Linked DNA regions of Homo sapiens: regions 1 and 2 are each linked to region 3. The links are chromatin loops, found by intact Hi-C in ENCODE. Cell type or tissue: GM12878. All regions are shown on one strand. Each heading gives the region's core, and the rest is flanking DNA. Links, peaks and the distances in the headings are about the cores only.

Region 1 (5,971 bases), core at 274-5,273, 210 kb after region 3:
GTAAATAATATGCATTTATTTTTATTAATGTATAATAATAATTACTCATTTTTATGAATTTAATGCATTTATTTCATTAATAATAGCCCTTGTCTGGTGGACAGTACAATTCATTTTTAAGGAAGTGCCAACTGATAAAAAACACTGGTGAGAGGGTTGGAGAGAAGGACTCTGTTTTTAGCATTATCCAGGAAGCACCCAAATCCAGCAACTCCAATCACGTGTATGGGGGCAAAAAAGAGTTAACGTAGCAGGCCTGATGCTGCTATCCCTGTAAAGGCCTGCTATCAACCAGTAAGGCTGGCCCTTAGCTAATATCCCAGAACTTGGAATCTGGGGGTGTTCATACCATTTCCTAACTGAGAAGGGTGGTTTACTGTGCCTAACCTGTTTGCACAGACAACATGGTTTATGCTGAACATGAGCTTTTCTTTTGTGAGGATGGAATTTTGGTGTATGCTGAGCGGAGGGTAGCTAGATGACTAACCCCCAGTAGAGAACCGTGGACTTGGGTCAGGCACAGTGGCTCACACCTGTAATCCCAGTACTTTGGGAGGGTCTTGCTCTGCTGCCCAGGCTGGAGTGCAGTGGCACTATCATGGCTCACTGTAGCCTTGAACTCCTGGGATCAAGTGATTATGCCATCTCAGCCTCCTCAGTAGCTTCTGGGTCTATAGGAACATGCCACCACACCTGGCCAATTTTTGTATTTTTGGTAGAGATAGAGTTTTACCATGTTGCCCATTCTGGGAAAATATTTTTTTTTTAAAGGAATTGCAGCCATTAGAAGGCACAGCTGTTTCTAATTCTAGCTGCACAATCAATGAATCATGATCAACTAGGTATCACACTAAATTATATCATCTGACATAAATCTACCATTCAATTTGAATTAAGTAAATGAAGCAAATATATATTTCCCTACATCACTTTTAGAAGAAAAAGTTCCATTTCTCCTTAATGTAGATCTCTGTAAGGATTTTCTTACTAGATATTATAAAAGGATATATATTTTCCCCTTGAACACATTATTTTCTAGAAGGAAGGCAGAATAGATTAAAGTGCAATTAACTTGGGAATAAGATATTCTGGTTAATTTTAACATTGGGGGCAACTGAGAATTAAGCAGAAAATCTTTTACTTTTCTTTAAAAATCTTTCCAAAATACATTAGTTACTTTCCTTGCCTGCAGTAATTGCGTGAAGTAAATACAAATAAGTTTTGGTATTTCAGACTCTGAGGGAGGCTTGCCCCCATCTGAATCTCAGCAGTGACTGTGCAGTGAAATATGTACCAACCAGGACACATTCTGGAAATCTTGACTAGCTGTCCAAGCACTTTGCCTCTTTCTCCTTCCTACATGTGAAGTGAAGGAAAGAAACCCCAGTTGGACAGTGAATTCCAATTTATCAAGTTTTGCATTGCTAAAGTTTCCAATATTTCCCCAAATAAAAACAGACAACAGGCTGGGCGCGGTGGTTCACGCCTGTAATCCCAGTACTTCGGGAGGCCAAGGCTGGCGGATCCTGAGTCAGGAGATCGAGACCATCCTGGGCAACATGGTGAAACAGCGTCTCTATTAAAATACAAAAATAATTAGCTGGGTGTGGTGGCACGCACATGTAGCCCCAGCTGCTCGAGAGGCTGAGGCAGGGGAATCACTTGAACCCGGGAGGCGGAGGTTGCAGTGAGCCAAGATCGCGCCACTGCACTCCAGCCTGGTGACAGAGCAAGGCTCTGTCTCAAAACAAAAAACAAAAAACAGACAACATAAATTGAGGCCATAAATTTAAGGCAGAAGAAAATGGTCTCTACAACTTTCTCAACCCCAGTTATATTCATGTGTTGTCCTAGACCAGTTTCCTCAAATCCAAAGCCTATGATCTGTAAGAAATCCTAAATTACTGCTGTTCGTATTGTTATCACTTTTAGCTGAAGCCTCTGTTCACCTCTCTGCTCTGGAAGTATTCAACCTTTCTTGGAACAAGTGTGTTGGTGGCAACTTGAAGCTGCTTCTGGAAACACTAAAGCTTTCCATGTCTCTTCAAGTGCTGAGGCTGAGCAGCTGTTCCCTGGTGACAGAGGATGTGGCTCTCCTGGGTGTGTATCTACTTGTTCCCAAGCGGTCTTGGCAAACAGAGCAGTGGGTGCGGCCCCTGCAAAGCACCAGGTGGGGAGGTGGGGGAGGTACCAGACCTGGGGTGAAGCCCTCTGTGCAGATTCCCTTCTCACCAACATCTGCCGAGAGGTCTAATTAAAATGAGCGAAGGCAATTCTAAAACCACATGACAGTGGAAGGCATTTCCTAAAAGGATATGGATATAGATAGGTGGGGAGGTTCCTGAAAGGCAAACAGCTCTGTTCCACACCTCCGCGGTCCGTGAGTGTTCCCACTTCAGTCATCTACATCTCACCCATCCACATGGTTCCAGCACTATTGCTTAACTTTTCCTTTAAATTGACTCTTTAATTTAAATGCTTTTATTTAAACAGGAAACTGATTATCACTGTAACTGAAATACAGGTATCACTTCTCACAGATACTAGACTGCTGATGGCTTTGATTAGAGGCTCCTCTCTATTAGAAAAAGATGAGAGGGTTAAAGGCATACTGTAGTAACAATCTGACCCTTTTTCCATGTCAGTCTAGAAAGATGGAAAGATAATTGAATAAGGAATAACTTTTGCACTGTGGGATTGAGGCTACCCAAATATTCCCTAAAATCATTTTATGTGTCTGGGCACGGTGGCTCACGCCTATAATCCCAACGCTTTGGGAGGCCGAGGCTGGCGGATCACTTGAGGTCAGGAGTTCAAGACCAGCCTGACCAACATGAAGAAACCCCATCTCTACTAAAAATACAAAATTAGCAGGACATGGTGGCACATGCCTGTAATCCCAGCTACTCGGGAGGCTGAGGCAGGAGAATCACTTGAACCTGGGCGGCCGAGGTTGCAGTGAGCTGAGATCGTGCCACTGCACTCCAGCCTGGGCAGCAGGGGCGAAACTCCTTCTCAAAAAACAAAACAAAACAAAATAAAAAACTCATTCTATGTTTCCACTTTCCCATTATAAAACAATGAATCAGAGAGTACTCTCTCTGGCTCCCATCTAGCCTTGTCCCCACACTCCAATCACTATTCAGCCGGAATTCCAAAGCAATGAGCGCGCCTCCCAATGAAGGGCCAGAACAGTCACTCCAGGTAGTTGTATCTGTGTTCTCAGTGTATATATTAGTCAGTTTTGCTATGACACGGCACATGGGCCTAAAAATCATGTGTTATGCAAGAATTATTCAGTAATAACCACAGGACTTACGGTTGGAAGCACCGCACTCAAACACTTCATCAGTGGCATATTTTAAAAAACAGAAGCTATGAAAAATAGCAATACAGTTTTACATATTAAATAGTTAAGAAATGAGCAAATATTACATTTTCCCGAGAAAGACCTGAAGTTTGTAGAAGTGGCCTGTCCACACTTCCATTGGTGGAAAGAGGGTGTGTGGAGAGATGAGGGTTGTTGTCCTCATGAGGTGTGTGCATGTCTGCATTTTCTTTCTTTTTTTTTTTAGACAGAGTTTCACTCTGTCACCCAGGCTGGAATGAAGTAGCATGATCTTGGCTCACTGCAACCTCCGCCTGCCATGTTCAACAGATTCTCCTGCCTCAGCCTCCTGAGTAGCTGGGATTAGAGGCATGCCACCACGCCTGGCTAATTTTTGTATTTTTGGTAGAGACGGGGTTTCGCCCTGTTGGCCAGGCTGGTCTCAAACACCTGACCTCAGGTGATCCACCCGCCTAGGCTTCCCAAAATGCTGGGATTACAGGCGTGAGCCACCGTGCCCAGGCTGTTTATTTCTATATGCAGCTCAATTCAGCTGGGGACAGTTTTATATGTTCACCTAGTGTTTCCTGTGGACAAATTGTGTGCATAATGCAAACAAGAAATTTGCATTATACTCAGATTGTTTCCTGACATTTCAATCTCATTGAAATAAACTTGTGTTTTCAAAACAAGTGTTATAGCAAAAATGATTGTAATTAGAAGATGGGGACAAAACATTGTGATTTTAATTCGCATTTCCCTAATGACCAATGATGTCAAACATCTTTTTATGTGTGTATTTTCATTTCTTAGCTCCTTTGGTGAAATGTCTGTTCTAAATCTTTTGCCTGATTTAAAAAATTGGATTGTTTGTTTTCTTATTGATGAGTTTGGAGAGTTTTTTAGATTTTTCTGAATACAAGTAAGTCCTTTATCAGAAATATAATTTGCTATTATTTTCTCTGGGTCTGTCCCACTGGCTTTTTCATTCTCTTGATAGTGTTTTTTTGCAGATCAAAGCTTTCAGTTTTGATAAAGATTTATCAATTTGTTAATTTGATGAATAGAGTTTTTTTGTGTTGCATCTTAGAGCGTTTTGCAAATCTAAGTTCTCAAAGATTTTTTCCATATTTTTGTCTTAAAGCTTTGTATTTGCATTTTATATTTTGACCTATTACCTATTTTGAGTTAATTTTTATATAAGGTATGAGGTATGGGTAGAGGTTAATATTTTTGCATATTACTGTCCAATTATTTGAGTGCCATTAACTGAAAAGACTATCCATTCTCCATTGATTTGCCTTTATATTTTTGTGAAAAATCAATTGGCCATATTTGTGATGGCCTACTTCTGGTCTCTCAGTTCTGTTCTATTGATCTCTGTGTCTCTTATTTTACCAATATCACGCTGTCTTGATTGCTGAAACTTTATAGTAAGTCTTGAAATGAAGTAGTATAAGTATTCTTTGTTTCTTTTTCAAAATTGTTTTGGTTATTCTAGTTACTTAGCATTTCCATTTAAAGCTAGCATCAGATTGTCAATATCTATTTTAAAAATCCATCTGGAAATTTTATTGGGATTACATTGAATTTATAGATCAATTCAGGGAGAAATGACATCTTAACAATATTGAGTATTCCAATCCATGAACACAGTCTATCTCTGTATTTAAGTACTCTTTGATTTCTTTCACTGGTGTTTTCTAGTTTTTATATTTTGTTAAATTTATATCTGAGTGTTTAATTTTTGTTCTCTTATAAAAGATACTGTTTAATTTTAGATTCCCAATGTTACGTGGATATATAATTGATTTTTGTATATTGACATTTTACTGCAAACTTGCTAAACTCATCTGTTAGCTGTAGGATATTTTTGGTAGATCCTGTAGGATTTTCTATATAGATAATCATATCATCTATGATTAGAGACAGGTTTTGTTTTGTTTTTTTTTTTTTTTTTTGAGATGGAGTCTCATTCTGTCACCAGGCTGGAGTGCAGTGGCATGATCTCGGCTCACCACAACTTCCGACTCCTGGGTTCAAGCGATTCTCCTGCCTCAGCCTGCTGAGTAGCTGGGACTACAGGCATGTGCCACCACTCCCAGCTAGTTTTTGTGTTTTTAATACAGACGGGGTTTCACCATGTTGGTCAGGATAGTCTCGATCTCCTGACCTCGTGATCTGCCTGCCTCAGCCTCCCAAAGTGCTGGGATTACAGGCGTGAGCCACTGTGCCCGGCCTAGAGACAGATTTATTTCTTTATCTCTGTGTATCTTTTCTTTCTTTTTCTTGGTTATTTAGCTGGCTAGATTTCCAATAGATGTTGAATGAGATGAGAGCATTCTTGCCTTGCTTCCAGTCTTAGTCCCCTAAGCTAAGGGGAAAAGCATTCCATTTTTCACCATTAAGTATGATGTTAGCTATAGGTTTTTTTGTAGCTACCCTTTATCAGGTTAAGGAATCCTAATTTGCTAAGAGTTCTTATAACGAATTTTGTCAAATTATATTTTTCTGCATCTATTGAGATGAGCATTTAAAAAAACTATAGTTCATTAATATTCATAATAATAATGAATGATAATAATTAATAATATTAGCTGATTTTTTAATGTTAAATCAGCCTGGTCATGGTCATTATGTATT
Region 2 (5,971 bases), core at 331-5,330, 580 kb before region 3:
CTTAGCCTGGTCTAGTAACCCAGTTAACTGCCAATTCCTTTATGTGGATGAGGAAAGATGAATGTCTCCTTTATTCACCATATGCAACACACCCTCAGTCATTGAAGACAGAAACATTGAACGGAGTGACACATTGCTTTTCCATGTGCAATTTGCTGTATCTTTACTGGAGAGCATTCCGAGTACTGAGGCAGAAGTTGTGAAGTCAGTTAAAATCACCAGCAATGGTTGGCAAGGAAATTTGAACAATAAAGAAGCTGAGACTCTAAACACACCCCACAAGACTGGGTCTCACATCCCTGAAGGGAGGGGAAATTAGATAGGGCAGATGGTTTTATTGCATTGAGGTATACTTTGTCCTTTAGAGTCATTTCTATCATCTATGCTAAAGACAGAAATGAAAACAGGTTCTGCAGACATGCAGCTGGTCCTGTATCACACAACGCTCCAGTGAGTTGAAGAGGGCAGATCTGCATGAAAACACAACCAAAAGAACAGGTAAAAACAGCCACAAATCACCAAATGACCAGAGGGACTGTTGTCTTTGGTTTGTGGTCTTTCTGCTTCTGTAGGATCAGCCAAAGTAGTCAGTCCTTGGAGACCAATTGGAGTCCCCTTTGTTTCTGCTTCTGTGGCTGCAGCTTGGATAGAGATGACTTGCTCAGGCTGCAAGCAAAAGCCACAACTCACAGAAGGGGCAAAGAAGAGAAAATGAATCTCTGAGATATTTTTTTTCCTTTTTTTTTCTTTTTTTGAGGTGGAGTCTCGCTCTGTCACCCAGGCTGTAGTGCAATGGCGCAGTCTCAGCTCACTGCAACCTCCACCTCCCGGATTCAAGAGATTCTCCTGCCTCAGCCTCCCAAGTGGCTGGGATTACAGGCACCCACCACCACACCCAGCTAATTTTCGTATTTTTAGTAGAGACGGGTTTCACCATGCTGGCCAGGCTGGTCTCAAACTCCTGACCTCACGATCTGCCCACCTTGGCCTCCCAAAGTGCTGGGATTACAAGAACGAGCCACCGCACCTGGCCCCTCAGAATTTTTTTTTAACTTAGTTCTTTTCAACTTAGTTTAAAGTTGAGGCTCATATACATACATTCAGCCCAAGGCACCAGCCTAATCTCTCCTGGGTAAGCATTAGGAAAAGGCACCTCAACCTCTGGGGTACACAGCTTGTTGAGCAGATTGCAGGTTGAATTTTAGGACGCAGCCATTAAACCAACATGAATATGTCTATCAATGTCTGTATTGGTCATGTCCCAGAAAAAAAATAGATGGCACATTGAAATTAGGGCAATTCAAGGACAGCATAATAAAGGGACATTTATGAAGGTGTAGGCAGAGTATGGGATAGCACAGTACTCCTAGGATGAAGGTCAGAGTGTTACAAGAACCAGGTAAGGGAGGATCACTAGGAGAGGGTCTACTTGGCAGGAGGTGTGGAGCTGTGACCTCCAGAAAGCCCCACTGGAGGCCATTCCACAGGGGAGAAGTCAAAAGAATAAACACCCCAGCCTCATCTGCTTCTTCCCTCCAAACTCCTCTGGGGCGCCTCATAGGCTGAAGTTACCTGATAAGCCAGAGGTCAAGGTATCCCATTGAAGTGGCCTATGGGGTCAGCCTAGGGCAGAGAGCAGCAGGTTGAGGGTGGAGAGTGGATCTAGGGGCACACATGGGAAATATCCAGCTCACAGTTCATGACCGGGCTGCCCCAGTGGTTTATTCTTTCTAACGTGTGTTCAGAACCACCTCCTCGGTGCTGGACCTGTTCTGGGGGCACGTTGATGTGTCCATTATGAATCCCTAGCCTCGAGAAGCTTTTTTCCAGCAGGGAAAATGGTTGTTTGGGGGCTTTGGTTTTGGCTTTTTGCCTGTGAATCTCCTGCCAGAGAATAAGTCCCCAAATTTTGGGAAATGGAACTTCTTTATTTCCAGCCATGTGGCTTCAGCTTTCACCCTAGGTGACCAGAGGGGGCTGATATTATCCCGAAGGCTCCTGACAACTTCTATTTTATGAGTGCATCCACTTTATAAAATATTAACCAGAAAAGTATTAAAATTTGCAAATGCAACAACAGACCCAGAGGGACAACGTGATGATACCATTTTTTATATATTTTTTTAAAACATGAAAAGCATTTCTGAAAGACAAAGGAAAAAAAGGTGTGTCTTTGTTCTCCTTTCAATGTAAGCAGAGTGGTATATGTTTGTTTTCTGCGGACATTGCTGATTCACCAAGGATTCAAGAATTACTAATGAGTGTTTTTCACTTCTCATTTACAAATGGAATACATTAAGAAATTACTCAGCCACACTCGGTGTGGTTTTTAATTGAAACCAACCTCTCTGTACGGATGAGTGGAATTTCTTTTTCTCTGCACACAGGGGTTGGTTGACATTTTCAGCTTCAGAGGGCCTGAAATGTGGTCAACACATTTGTTTTCACATGAACAACCCCATGTGGTCTGTTTAAATAGAGTAACCAAATTGTCTAATTTTCACAGAACTCATTTCTCTCTGCACGAGCACTTTCATTGTTCCCCACCTTCTGAGGTAGAGAAAATGCACTAGATGACACTTTTATTAGCCTAACTTCTGCCCTTTATTTTTCCCCTTTAATATCAGACCCACAGAAAATAATAAGCAAACCATAGACTAGAAAGAATTATTAACCCAAATGTGACAAGTGAAGTGTAAATATCCTCTTATTTTCAAACACTAATAAAAACTAATAAAAATCTGATACCAACAAGTAGATGGACAAAGGACATAAACCAAATGATGCATCCAGAAATCACAGTTACTGCCCAGCGTGGTGGCTCATGCCTGTAATCCCAGCGCTTTGGGAGGCTGAGGCGCACGGATCACCTGAGGTCAGATGTTTGAGACCAGCCTGGCCAACACGGTGAAACGCTGTCTCTGCTAAAAATACAAAAATTAGCCAGGAGTGGTGGTGCACACCTGTAATCCCAGCTACTCAGGAGGCTGACACAAGAGAATCACTTGAATCCAGGAGGCAGAGGTTGCAGTGAGCCGAGATTGCGCTGCTGCACTCCAGCCTGGCCTGGGCGACAGAGTGAGACTCTGTCTTGAAAAAAATAAAATAAAATAAAGAAAGAAATCACAGTTACTAAACAAACATGGGGGGAATGTTCAACTTTATTTACTCGTTCATTTATTCATTCATTTGTTAAATACTTATTAAGCACCCACTCTGTGCCAAGTACCACACAAGATCCTGAAAATATGTAGATTAGTAGAACACAAACCTCATCCACAAAGGGTTCCAATTTTAGCAAGAGAGAACTGTAAACAAGATCTATGGACTAGGCTGTTGTGTTCAGGGAATGATAAGCAATTTAAAAAGCTAAAATGGTTAAGGTAGAAAGAGTGAACTCAGCCCTAAAAGAAACAAGAACTCAAACAAGTGCCATTTTCAATGAGGAAACTGGCACATATTTTTAATGTTAATATTTAATGTTGTAGTGCTTGCTTTGGCAGAAGATATATTGAACTGGGCTGACTCTGTGGCAATTTTAGTAGTAAAATCCATGACTCTCTAATTCTATTTCTGAAGTTCCATATTAAGGGTATAATCTATCGAAAAAGCTATATGTCATAAGATGTTTATATATCATACAACATTGTTATGTATAATAGCAAATAATTGGAATCATCCTAAATGCCCAACAACCACAGAAAGATTCAATAAATTATAGCATATTCATTTGCAAGAACATTCTGCATCCATTAGAAATGCTTATATTAACGGAAAACATGAAATTAAGTATACACTAAATAATCATCATGTTTAAATATGCCCAGAAAAGAAAATCTAGAAGGAAATACATTAAAATGCTAACAGTGATTGCATGCATGTGATTTTTTTCTTTTTCTTATGTTCCAAAAAATTTTTATTATTATTATTTTTGTAGAGACAAGGTTTCTTTAAGTTGCCAAGGCTGGTCTTGAACTCCTGGCCTAAAGCAACCCTCATATCTTAGCCTCCCAAAGTGCTGGCATTACAGGCATAAGCTACTGTTTCTGGACCCCCAACATTTTTAATACGATTAGTTTTTTTAGAATAAAGTTCAACCTTGTAAAAAATGAACAGTTAACCAAAAAACTGAAATTCTACTTCATTGTTTCAGTAGCAGTTTTCTATGGGTTTGAATTCAAATTGTGGGAAAAGCAGTGTTGTCAATCATGCATGAGTTCTGGATGGCAGGCCTATCTCTCTAATCACAGTGTTAATTTTGGCCAGGTCCTTTATCTCTCTCTTTTCATTTTCAGAAAATAAGAGAGATGGCCTGAATTCTCTCAAAAGCTCTTTCTGACCCAAAAATCTATGAATCTTGACATTCTAGGAAAAAGAGTTTTTGCCTCAATTCACTGAAATCACAAACAGTGCATTGAAACACTTCTTTACATAAATCAGGCACAAAATGTCAGACGGAGAGGAGGCATAATCAGAAAATAACGTGTGTTTGTCTCATCAGATATTTTTCAGAAAAGATTAAACAGTGTCTTTTCCCACTGAATTCATAGCATCCTCTAGTTCTTGTCCTTAAAATCAATCTTTACAGAAGAGCAAGCTTTATCCATTATTTAACACATATTTCAGTCTGTTGTTATTTGGCCATGAGGAGGCGGTGGCTTAAATGTAGAATTTGGGTTTCCTATGCCAATACAAAACCTGTAACCCTAATTTACAGGGCCTCCTGCCTTTTTTATGGTCATTCACAATATAGCATGAACTGAGCCTTTACAGATGCAGTGTCTCAAACTAAACGTAATCCTGGGAAATAAGTCTATCTAATTTCTTCAGAGTAGAGGAAAGTGCAGCATTAGTAGGGTATTTCTGGGCATATGCATGCTTGGAAGCCTGGAAATATTCCATTTCATTTTCCAGTTGGAGAGATTTTAAATGTTAGATCGCTTTCTTTTCCAAAGCAAACATATCATCTCTTGGATTGACTGAGACCTGATGGGTTTCCCTTGATCAAAGAACCACTTAAGGTGACAGCCTACATGGTCACAGAGCATGAAAAACCTTACCCACATTTCCCCCTCTTTCCCTGTAGGAGGATCCCTAAGGGTTAGGTGATACCAGAACTAGGAGAGGTAGGCAGAGAGAAACTGAAAGACCTGAAAGAAAATAATTTCTCTGGATAGTTTCTCTGACCACTGAGGGATTATTTAATAGTAAAAACATACACTACAAATCATCAGAGAGCTTGACTTTCCACCAGTTGGGGATTTACTTCTGGTCATGATTGCACATCTCTGAGAAGTTACTGACTCAGTCCTGGGCTCCTTCTTTTCCCCAACTACACACTCTCCTTGAGTCTCATCCAGTCCTCGGGCTTTGAATATTGCCAGGCTGATAATATCGACCTGAGACTCCTATATCTCACTGCCACGCGGATAGTTCCATTCGGATGTCCCACAAGGCATCTCCAACTTAAATATCCAGGAGAGACCTCTTGCCTTCCTGCCTCTCACTTCTAAATGTGGAGCTTGCCTGGAAACCTGGGAGTCATGATTGGCAACTTGCTTTTCTCTCATTCTTCACAGTCCTTTCAGCCAGCAGCTCCAGCCCCCATACCCGTGATTAGTCTCCACTTCCACTGCCACCACTCAGATTCCAGCCAAGGTCTCTTCTCGTGCAGCAACACCAACGACCTTCTAATTATTCCTTCAACTTCCATTCTTGCCCTCCTCCAATCTGTCGTCCACGCAGTGGCCAAAAGTTCTTTTTAAAACACGATTTGAATTACACCATTCTCCTGCTTAAGACTTTTACCTGGCTTTGCATTGTACCTTGAATGAAATTCAGGCTCCCGCCGTGGTGTTCTGGGCCGTGCATGGTAAGACCCATGCCCTCCTCTCCACCTCGCCCAGGCCACGTTGCCTGCTGCCCCCTGCACCACAGTCCCAGTGGTCTTAGTCATCTCAAGCATACACCA
Region 3 (5,971 bases), core at 701-5,700:
GACTTCTTCCAAACCAGGTCTCAAAATGCCACTTGGTGTTCCTGCTCAGTTGTGGTATCAGCGATACTGCGGATCCAGGCCCTGGGCCAAGAAAGCAGCATGGCTCAGCTTCTGGTTCTGAAGCTGTGTCTTTGTCTCTGAAACTTCCAGAAGCCCATTCCTTCCAGGTAAGCCATCTTTTCCAGCCTTCCTTCTTAGGTTTGGGAGGGAGGGCACTGCAGTCTCTGATTTCAGTGTTGCCAATGTTTCTTAGAGGTATGGAAGAAACTTAGTTATTCTCCCAATTTACATTCCCTGGAGCCTGGCTCCAACTCCTTGGTATCAGCTCATGTGGATACTTTTACATCCCTATCTTTTCATTTTTTAATTTGTTTTTAATGTTAAGTTCAGTCTCCATAGAGTCTCAAAAATTGCCAGTGCCAACCATATTTCATCATGGCAGGGTATTGAGAAAAGTTTTCAATTAGCAAGTGCCTCAGATAAACTTCACTGGCTATGAAATGGCCACTGCACAAAGCTATATCCCCTTATTCTAAAAAACCTGAGTTTCTGGTTGCCCCTGCTGGAGAGGCCTGCAGCTTGAGCCTGCTTACCCCTTTGTATTTCAACTTACATTCTAGGTAACTAGAATGACTATAGCCCAACTATACTTATTTGGTTACCCTTTTTATATTATAACTACCTTTGCTAGGTGTTTGGAGCCTGAACTCCTGTGCCATCTTGACCAGATGTCATCACTTAAATAATTGTTTTGCTCTCCTGTGGCTCCGGTATACATTTTGTAAGACCCTCTTTACATAGTATGCACTCAAGCTAAACATAGTTCTGAGAAGTCTTGGTATTGCCAGTTATGAAATGACTTCACTGTATCATTTGCCTACTTTCAGTCTCATACAAGTATTAACTAGAGCACTGATGTATGAAATGTGGTATTCTGCATATACCCACATTATAGTTACTGTGATGGTTCAACTACCTTGTGATTCACCATGGCCCATAGGCTTTTTCTGCCAAAAATAGGCACAGTGCCAATCATTCTCCAATTTGAACCTCTTACTTACAAAATTAATTAGCCTTCACGTGATTCTGTCCAGTATTTTATAAATACGGTACCCCATTAATGCAGGTTATTTTGACTTCTGTTTCTAGTATTTCTCGCATACAAACATATACACTAATATGCCACCAGTTATGGATTAAAACTGATTAAACAGAATGGTTCCCAGACTGACCTCTAAAAGGTTAAATGATGACTTATCCCACACTGGAACCATATCCTTGATAATGTCTCTGTGTTACCTTCCCACCGTCTAACTGTGGTATCATGTGAGCTAACCTGTTTCCCCGGGCTGTTATTGATTATGTCATTCATAATGAAATCAATAGCATGAGAAAGTTAAGATTATGTCCCCTGCTTCCTCCAGATCCGTAAAATGTTCTTGAAAACAAATCAGGTTACACTGACACAATTCATTTTTCTATAAAGCTACCATGAATTTTTACTCAATGCCTTATGTTTGCTTGTAAATTAGTATTCTGGTGATGTATATTTTCACATAAACTTCCCTTACAATGTGACTGTATTTTATTGACTGCAAATTCTACACATATATTCACCTCGTCATCATTTTGGTGGGAACAGATAAGTAATACAAGTATAAGGTTCAGAATTAAAGAGAAAGGAGTTGCATACCTTGTACTAGTCATTCAGGTACTGAGTTTTAAGAACAACATCAACAAATAGAAAATATATCTTAAAAAAAATCAACAATATAGGAATGGGATTAATAAGAGCAACAAAGGATTATAAGAACAGTTGTTCAGATACTTATGGGCTGACCGCTTAGCAAACATGCTCACAGAAGAGGTTTAAAAAGAGTTTTTAAGGCCGGGCGCAGTGGCTCACGCCTGTAATCCCAGCACTTTGGGAGGCCGAGATGGGCGGATCACGAAGTGAGGAGATCGAGACCATCCTGGCTAACACGGTGAAACCCCGCCTCTACTAAAAATACAAAAAATTAGACAGGCGTTGTGGCAGACACCTGCAGTCCCAGCTACTCAGGAGGCTGAGGCAGGAGAATGGCGTGAACCCGGGAGGCGGAGCTTACAGTGAGCCGGGATCGCGCCACTGCACTCCAGCCTGGGGGACAGAGCGAGACTCCGTCTCAAAAAAAAAAAAAGTTTTTAAAAGAACATCTGAACTAGAGATTGCCTCCTGGTTCTCAATGATTATCATGTCCTTTAGTCTTGCTTTCTTCATCAAAATAAACGGCCTAAGCATACAATGATCTGGAAAGTAGCAATCAGAAATCTGTGCTCAATAGTCCCTGAGACCCCACTCTCCATCCCGGGCTTCTGAATGTGGCTCCTTGTATGACTCAACCACCAGAGAGGTTATGACATTCTTCATGCTTAGTTGTTCATGGTTTCTGAAACCACGGTTATTCATCATTGCTGAGAAACTGAACCAGAACAACCACCTAAGGGAGATCCTTTTTTCACCATCACATTGTCAGGTGTGATGTCAGGACCCAATCAGCCGGGGTCCAGTTCTCCTATAAGTCTTTGGTAACAGTATCCCAGACCTACGCCAGCTTGCCCCACTACCATTCTACCTGTTTTGTTTCCATTCTCAGGATTCAGAAATATAACATACACATCTCCTAAGAACGACTTTATATCCATACAGTAGAATATTATTCAGTCTTAAAAGGAAATGAAATCCTGGCCGGGCACGGTGGCTTATGCCTATAATCCCAATACTTTGGGAGGCCAAGGCAGATGGGTCACCTGTGGTCAGGAGTTCGAGACCAGCCTGGCCAACATGGTGAAACCCTGTCTCTACTAAAAATACAAAAAGTAGCTGGGCATGGTAGCAGATGGCGGTAATCCCAGCTACTAGGGAGGCTGAGGCAGGAGAATCACTTGAATTTGGGAGGCAGAGGTTGCAGTGAGCCAAGATCGGGCCACTGCATTCCACCCCGGGTGACAGAGCAAGACTTCGTCTCAAAAAAAAAAAAAAGAAAAGAAATTCTGATACATGCTGAAGGTGGAAGAACCCGTAAGACATTACACTAAGTGAATAAGCAGACAGAAGATGACAAATATCATATGATCCCATATATATGAGGTACCTAGAATAATCAAATTCATAGACAAAAAGTAAACAGTAGCCAGGAGCTAGGAGAAGGGAAGAATGAGGAGTTACTGTTTAATGGGTGCAGGTTTTCAGCACAGGATGAAAAAGTTCTGAAGATGCGTAGATAGCAGTATCAGTTGCTCAACAATGTGAATGTACTTAGTGCCATTGACCTGTACACTTAAAAATGGTTAAGATGGTAAATTTTAGGTATATTTTACTATAATGATTTGACCTGAGCAGCTCAGTCCTTCTATTCTGCCAGAAGGTGGTGATGTTTTCTTAGCCCCTGCTGTCTGCTTCAATGTCAGGCAAAAGCAATTTTGAAGAGACAGTTTTCTGGATACCTCTGGGACCTCAGGGCCTTTGAACTTGTGCTTCAGAAGACCATTCTGCCTGGGATGGTCTTCTTTCTTATACTCATGTAGCTTGCTCCCTCAACTGCCTGAAGTCTTCACTTAAATGATACTTTTTTTTTTTTAAGCATGAGACTAATAATGATGAGAGTTTAAGATAAGTTTGTTGGGCAGGCAGGGCTCTCAAGCCAAATAACTCTACACACACATACACACACACACACACAAACGCTGCTTTTTAGTTTATAAAATATTTTATGGAAATTGTCTGATTCAAATTGTCTAAATCATGTTCCTGAACTAATATTCCATGCACAAATGCCAAGATATTCAAGTGTTAAAGCTGAGTAATTAAAAAAAAAAACAAAAAACCAAAATGGGTAACTGTGGTCTTTTCCCTAATTTGAGGTGAAGAGAAAGTGCCAACAGATGAAAAATAAATATATTCACATTACTGAATACAGAAAACAAGCATATGACCATCTTGAGAGATGCAGAAAAATCTTTGGAAAAAATTCAACAACCATTCATGATAAAAACCTCTCAGCAAAGTAGGAAACTGATGGTTTCCTCAACCTGATAAGGAACATCTATGAAAAATCTATAGCTATCATTATACTTAAGTGTGAAAGACTGACCACTTTACCCCTAAAATTGGAAACAAGGTAAGGATATCTGTCCTTACTACATCTACTCAACATTTTAGGATATCCTAGCCCATTCAGTAAGGCGAGAAAATAAAAGAAAGGCATACAGACTAGAAAGGATAAGATAAAACTATTTGTAGATGGCATTTATGTATATTGATAATCCTAAGGTACTTACAAAAAATCTACTGGAATTAATAAATGAATTTAGTTAAGATCACAGGTCAATTTTTAAAACCACATTGCTATATATAGCAACAAAATTCAAAAATGAAGGAAAATATATCATTTCCAATAGACTCAAAAACATAAAATAAGAATAAATTTGTATAAATATTTATAAAATGTCAATGCTAAAAGCTACAAAACACTGCCAAAAAAACCTAAAGACCTTAACAGAGATATGCCATGTTCATGGATAAGAAGATTAATATTATTAACATGTCAATCCTCCCCAGATTAGTTGATTCAATGTAGTTCTGATCAAAATCCAACCAGGCCTTTTTCTTTTTTAAAGATATTCACAAGCTGATGCTAAAATATATATGAAAATACAAAGGGTTAGAATAGCCAATAACAAAGTTGGACGACTTACACTACCTGATTTCAAGACTTATAAATTATAGAACTCAAGACAATGAGCTTAAGAGTTCAAACCAGTCCACTTGATTTATAAGAAAGTACCAATGCAATTCAATGGAGGAAAGGAAAGTCTTTTCAACACACTGTGCTGGACTAACTGGATAACCGTATGAAAAAAAAAGGACCTTAACTCCACTTCACACCATTAACAGAAATTAACTCAGGAGAGATCACAAGCATAGCTATAAAAGGTAAGACTCTACAAGGAAAACAAAGGAGAATATGTTTGCAACCTTAGAGTAAAGAATTCTCAAGCAAAACACAAAAAGCACCAAATAGAAAAAAAATTGATAAAGTGAACTCATTAAAATTAGATTCTTCTGTTCATCATAAGAAAATGAAAAGGCAATTACAGACTGGGAGAAAATGCTTACAACACATCTATCTAACAAAAGACTTGTGCCCAGACTACCAGACCACATATATAAAGAGTGCCTACAAATGAATAACAAAAAGTCAAACTACTCAAACAAAAATGGGCAAAATACTTAAAAAGACACTCCAAAAAGAATATGTACAAATGGCCAATAGCAAACAAAAAGGTACTCAACATCATTAGTTATCAGGATAAAGCTAATTAAAATGACAATGACATACAATTTCACATCCATCAGAATGACTAAAATCAGAAAGACCAACAATACCAAATATTGGAAAAGATGTAGAGTAACGAGAACTCCTATACGCTGCTGTTTGAGGTGTAAAATGGTGTATCCCCTTGGAAAATAGTGTGGCATTTCAACATAGGCTTATCCTATGATCCAGTACTTCTACTACTAGATATTTACCTAGGAGTAATTAAAACAGGTCGGCCAAGTGCAGAGGCTCACGCCTATAATCCCAGTACTTTGGAAGGCCAAGGTGGGCGGATCACTTGAGGTCAGGAGTTCGAGATCAACCTGGTCGACATGGTGAAACCACGTCTCTCCTAAAAATACAAAAATTAGCTGAGCATGGTGGCGTGCACCTGTAATCCCAGCTACTTAGGAGGCTGAGGCAGGGGAATCACTGGAGCCTGGGAGGTGGAGGTTGCAGTGAGCCGAGAATGCGCCACTGCACTCCAGCCTGGGTGACAGAGTGAGACTCCATCTCAAAAACATAACAAAACATGTCCACAAGACTTGTATAAGGTTCAGCAAGTACTTATTAGATATAAGATTAAAAACACAAACCATAAAAGAAATCAA

What was found. Peaks named below come from ENCODE experiments on the same cell type or tissue, not always from the same donor. Only the 100,000 strongest peaks of a DNase experiment are listed, where the experiment ranks them.
Region 1: it touches region 3 in a loop (2.8-fold over the local background); 1 of 110 quality-filtered maps calls a loop at or near these places.
Region 2: it touches region 3 in a loop (8-fold over the local background); 1 of 110 quality-filtered maps calls a loop at or near these places.

Annotation. Positions count from the first base shown.
Region 1 is chr3:169,844,249-169,850,219 of GRCh38, reverse strand. LRRC31 (leucine rich repeat containing 31) reads left to right here. Exons shown (of 9, transcript NM_024727.4): 8 at 1,933-2,100. Among named protein-coding and RNA genes, the nearest start is that of LRRC31, 23 kb to the left of the region's middle. RefSeq lists a silencer at 2,901-3,058. In GM12878, for the core only: no CTCF peak of the experiment used is centred there; a DNase peak (open chromatin) is centred at 3,289; H3K4me3 peaks cover 429 bases; H3K27ac peaks cover 1,032 bases; H3K27me3 peaks cover 207 bases.
Region 2 is chr3:170,629,379-170,635,349 of GRCh38, reverse strand. All of the region lies in intron 2 of SLC7A14-AS1 (SLC7A14 antisense RNA 1), which reads right to left. Among named protein-coding and RNA genes, the nearest start is that of SLC7A14, 46 kb to the right of the region's middle. RefSeq lists enhancers at 626-835, 2,157-2,236, 2,297-2,346. In GM12878, for the core only: no CTCF peak of the experiment used is centred there; DNase peaks (open chromatin) are centred at 549 and 2,389.
Region 3 is chr3:170,051,849-170,057,819 of GRCh38, reverse strand. The region is part of intron 2 of GPR160 (G protein-coupled receptor 160); the gene reads right to left. LOC124909455 (a long non-coding RNA gene) reads left to right here. Exons shown (of 3, transcript XR_007096156.1): 2 at 1-167. It also overlaps the pseudogene RNU4-38P. Among named protein-coding and RNA genes, the nearest start is that of GPR160, 17 kb to the right of the region's middle. RefSeq lists enhancers at 479-698, 1,510-2,009, 2,150-2,199, 2,230-2,289, 2,620-2,759. In GM12878, for the core only: a CTCF peak has its summit at 3,405 (motif pointing right); DNase peaks (open chromatin) are centred at 939 and 2,429; H3K4me3 peaks cover 1,524 bases; H3K27ac peaks cover 3,458 bases.